Regions from separate parts of the Homo sapiens genome. Here region 1 is linked to region 2. A link is an interaction called in ENCODE POLR2A ChIA-PET data of the cell type or tissue named here. Cell type or tissue: CD4-positive, alpha-beta T cell. All regions are shown on one strand.

Region 1 (2,500 bases), 280 kb before region 2:
CACCTCGGCCTCCCAAAGTGCTGGGATTATAAGCGTGAGCCACCGCACCTGGACAATTTTTATATTTTTTCTAGTAGAGACGGAGTTTCATCATGTTGGCCAGGCTGGTTTCGAACTCCTGACCTCAAGTGATCCGCCTGCGTCGGCCTCCCAAAGTGCTGAGATTACAGGCATGAGACACCGCACCTGGCCCCCTAGCAGGTTCTTGATAGTTGCTGACAATGGAGCTAGCTGGGGATTCTTTCCTCCGATGGTCATTATGCATTATAGACAAGGTTCCTGTGTTCTCATTATGCCCCCAAGGAACATGCTTCAGCAAACGTGAAAAATGCCAGAGCCATACATTTTTTTTTTTTTTTTTTTGAGACAGGGTCTCCCTCTGTCACCCAGCCTGGAGTGCAGTGGCATGATCACAGCTCACTGCACATTCATCTGCCCAAGCCCAAGTGAGCCTCACACCTCAGCCCCCAAGTAGGTGGGATTACAGGTGCACTCCACCACACCCGGCTAATTTTTGTATTTTTTTGTAGAGTTGGGGTTTCGCTATGTTGCCCAGGCTAGCCTCAAACTCCTGGGCTCAAGCAATCCTCCCGCCTCGGCTTCCCAAACTGCTGAGATTATAGGCGTGCACCACCATGCCCAGCCCAGAGCCATACATGTTGGTTTAACCAAAAGAGCTGAAGGGTGGCTTGGAGCACTGGCATAAATGATGTCCCTTTAGCTGTCAGGGCTGACCGGGAGGGAAACAACCCTGCAACCCGTAATGGTCCTTGGCTTGATCAAAGAGCACCTTGTACTTGAGGTACCCTCTTTGTCCTGGTCCCATCCATTCACCAGCAGCCTTCACACATCTGTCCTAAAACCTTAGATTTTACCTATCTGTTGCTGCACATACAGCGGTGCCAGGGGACACTGTCGACCACGCCCGGTTAATTTTTTGTATTTTTAGTAGAGATGGGGTTTCATCATGTTGGCCAGGCTGTTCTCAAACTCCTGACCCCAGGTGATCCACCTCCTTCAGCCTCCCAAAGTGTTCGGATTACAGGCGTGAGACACCACGCCCGGGCTCAAATGTTCATCTCTTTCAGAAATACCCTCAGAGGAACACCCAGAGGAATGTTTGACTAACTGTCTGAACACATTGCAACCCAGTCAAGCTGACACATAGAATTAACCCTCACAGAACCAATAAGGAAGTGGAAGAAAGTGCTTCTTTTGCTACAGGATGAGGTGGGAGCAGGAATTGTGAGAGGCCCCCTGGCCACCATCTCCAGTGTATTGGGTTCAGCTCATTTCCTCCCCAGCACTGCTACTAATGTTCAAGGCATTATTTGTTGAAGCCAGGTGCCGTCTAAGCAGGCTGTCGAGGGAGAGCAATTTTTTTTTTGAGACAGGATCTCTTTCTGTTGCCCAGGCTGGAGTGCAGTGACATGATCTTGGCTCACCGCAGCCTCGACCTCCCAAGTAGCTGGAACCACAAGTGATCCTCAGGTAATCAGGTGATTCTTTCACCTCAGCCTCTTGAGTAGCTGGGACCACAAGTGTGTGCCACCACACCTGGCTAATTTTCTTTCTTTTTAATAGAGATAGGGTCACCCTATGTGGCCCAGGCTGGTCTCAAACTCCTGGGCTCAAGTGATCCTCTTGCCTTAGGATCCCGAAGTGCTGGACTACAGGCGTGAGCCACTGTGGCTGGCCTTTTTTTTTTTTTTTTTTTTTTTTAAGGAGAGCAATTTTGGTAACTAGAGACTGCTGGGAAAGAGAATGTGGGCGATCAGAGAGTGCAAGGGACATAGAAGGAAGTCTTTAGAACTTGGATGGGAGTCCAAGTTCTGCCACTTCCAGGCCTTTGTGCATTCAGCCAGTTACTTAAGCTGTTTGGCCTCAGTGTCCATATATTGCATTAACACCGGGAATAACAATTTTTACCTTACAAGATTGTTAAGGGAATTAAATGAGATCATGTGAATAAAGAGCCTGCCATAGAGTTGCACTCAATAAACACTATTTTACTTCCCCCTGAATTCCCTACCTGTACTTTTGGCACATGAAAAAATAATTAGGTAGAAATAGGCTGGAGTCCAGCAGGGGAAGACAAACTAATCTTTCCTGGACTACATTTTTACATGGATAAAAATTTTTGCCACTGCAACTCTAAGCAGCACTCAGTATCTTTGAGATATTAGTGATGTTTTTCTCTGATGTTCTTTTAGCTCCTGGGGTCACTGTGGGCTAAGAGAGGTGGAGACAGGCTTTGTGCAACGCTGCCTTGTCCCCCTGCTCAGAGGCAGATGTGACTTAATAGGAAGAATCCTAGAGGCCTTCAGATGCTGTAGAGAAGATTCATGTTTGATGAGAGAGAGCCTGGATGACATGAAAGTTGTTGTTTTTTTCCAGAGAAAAGGAAAGAGACATAACATTCCCCCTACCCGCCCAAGCATCAGCTTCCTCTTCTGAACTGGTTGCTGTGGAGATTAAAAACTTTGTACACAGCACATTG
Region 2 (2,500 bases):
GCGTGAGCCACTGCACCCCGCCAATTTTTTGTATTTTCAGTAGAGACAGGGTTTCCCCATGTTGGTCAGGCTGGTCTCGAACTCCCGACCTCAGGTGATCTGCCCGCCTCAGCCTCCCGAAGTGCTGGGATCACAGGCATGAGCCACCTCGCCTAGCCTGTTTTTTGTTTTTTTGAGACAGGGTCTTGCTCTGTCACCCAGGCTGGAGTGCAGTTTTGCAGTGGCATGATCCCGGCTCACTGCAGCCTTAACTGCTCAGGCTCAAGCGACCCTCCCACCACAACCTCCCAAGTAGCTGTGTCCCACAGGCACACACCACAGTGCCTGGCTAATTTTTTTATTTTCTGTAGACATGGAGTCTCCCCATGTACTCAGGCTGGTCTCAATCTCCTGGGCTCAAATGATCCTCCCCCATCTTGTTCTCCCAAAGTTCTGGGATCACAGGCGTGAGCCACCGCCCCCAACTACTTTTTTAAAAATATTTTGATCTGCAGTTGGTTGAATCCTCAAATGTAAAACCCACAAATATGAAGAGCCGACAAGAACCAACATCTGACGAAGGTACAGAAAAACTACTGCACTACTGCTCTATAAGATTAGAAATTAATCTGTAAACATTGATACATTGTTAGGATGCTTTTGCCACCTGATAGAGACATTAATTCCAAATGTTCCAGGTCTTTATTGCCCTGAGAAAGTTAAGCAATCTTATAACTAATTTAGCAAATTTGTGTAAGGATTTTGCCTTTCAATATGAATGTATGTTCAAAGACAAAGGTCTGGAAAGATATGCACAAAATAAAATTAAACAGTGGTTATTTCTGGGGAGGAAAGTAGGAAATTGAATTTTTGCAACTTTTTGTACTTTTGTATTTTTCAGAAGTTCTTGTTTTTAAAATGTCAATGTAAAAGCACACACACAATAAATGTCTCCATCAACTCTTTGTCCACGACTAGAGAAATGGTTTAGTAAACTATATTTCTTTTCCTTGGAAACATATTCAATCATTAAAATTATGTTTATAAGGATTACATTATAACATGTAATTAAAGAAAGGGAAAACTATGCACAGAAAAGTTATAGGAGGAAAAACACCAGTGCATTAATTATATTGATAATATTTTATTTTTTTAAGTATTCTTATCTAATGAGAATGTAACATTTTTGTAATAAGGAAAATGTTAGTAAAAACAAAACACAGCATGTTTCAGCATGCCCTGACTCTTCTTTGAGGATATGTGATACAATAGATTGGCCTTTTGTGACTTTTACAAAAGGTTGTAGTTTTTGTTCCCTCCACACTTAAGAATTTTATCTCACATCATGAATATCTGACTTCTGGCTTTTTTTTTTTTTTAAGGTAAGCAAGCTAACATTTAAAACTGTGATTAAATAAGAGTATCTTTCAAGGTTTGGCTAAGGAGAGCTAACATTTCCGTGCTGTGCTGTTAATCAAAGGAACTTCTTCAGCTGGTTTTGTTTTGTTTTGTTTTGAGACGGAGTTTCGCTCTTGTTGCCCAGGCTGGAGTGCGGTGGCAGGATCTCAGCTCACTGCAACCTCTGCCTCCTGGGTTCAGGCGATTCTCCTCCTCCTGGGTTCAGGCGATTCTCCTGCCTCAGCCTCCTGAGTAGCTGGGATTACAGGCATGCACCACCACACCGGGCTAATTTCTGTATTTTTAGTAGAGACGGGGTTTCACCATGTTGGTCAGGCTGGTTCCTTTTTAACTGAAACATGTCAGAGAGGAAAAATTTTCCTCAACCCTCTTATGTTTTGTAACTGAGGGCCTGCAAATTAAACTAATAAAAGACATAGTAACAGGAGAAAAGGCACACCATTTTTATTAATATTTGCATGCAAAAGAGTTCTCAGGAAAGAAGTAGTTAGACTTGCGGTTTTATGTACCTTTTTAACAAAGGAAAGAGGGTTTGAGCTTCAAGGAACTAATTGTGGGGCACTGAGTAGGAAACATGGGGGAATTAATGGAAGATAAGGGCTATTTTAGAAAGATCTGTTTATGCAAATTCATCTTGGTGTTAATTCCCATCTTTGGTAAAAATCACTCTTCTCTCCCTGGTACTGGGTGGGTGGGGAAGCACCTTCCTCAATGGGAAATTTATGCCCTGCTTTTAGGCTCTGTCACCCAGGCTGGAGTGCAGTGACATGATCATGGCTCACAGCAGCTTCGACCTCCAGGGTTCAAGCTATCCTCCCGCCTTAGCCTCTTGTGTAGCTGGGACCACAGGCTAGCACCACCACACTCAGCTAATTAAAAAAAAAAATTTTGGTGGAGATGTTCCCGAACCGAACCAGGCCTGGCTGTATGTTCTCACAGCCCAATAATGAGATGCAGATGGACTGGGAAAGAAGGGAGTTTATTTCTGTAACTGGATACAGGGAGAAGATCAGAGATTATTCGCCAGACCAACTCAAGGTATTACAATTCTTCCCATGCTCATACATGTTTGGACTACATGCCTACGTGCAGTATCACATTT

The links. Peaks named below come from ENCODE experiments on the same cell type or tissue, not always from the same donor. Only the 100,000 strongest peaks of a DNase experiment are listed, where the experiment ranks them.
Region 1: POLR2A ChIA-PET joins it to region 2 with 5 read pairs; 6 of 35 experiments call an interaction of 5 or more read pairs at or near these places.

What each region holds. Positions count from the first base shown.
Region 1 is chr12:31,643,669-31,646,168 of GRCh38, forward strand. All of the region lies in intron 1 of LOC124902913 (a long non-coding RNA gene), which reads right to left. Among named protein-coding and RNA genes, the nearest start is that of ETFBKMT, 15 kb to the right of the region's middle. In CD4-positive, alpha-beta T cell, no CTCF peak of the experiment used is centred here; no DNase peak of the experiment used is centred here.
Region 2 is chr12:31,927,202-31,929,701 of GRCh38, forward strand. No RefSeq gene overlaps it. Among named protein-coding and RNA genes, the nearest start is that of RESF1, 31 kb to the right of the region's middle. In CD4-positive, alpha-beta T cell, no CTCF peak of the experiment used is centred here; a DNase peak (open chromatin) is centred at 1,450; H3K4me3 peaks cover 878 bases; H3K27ac peaks cover 1,474 bases.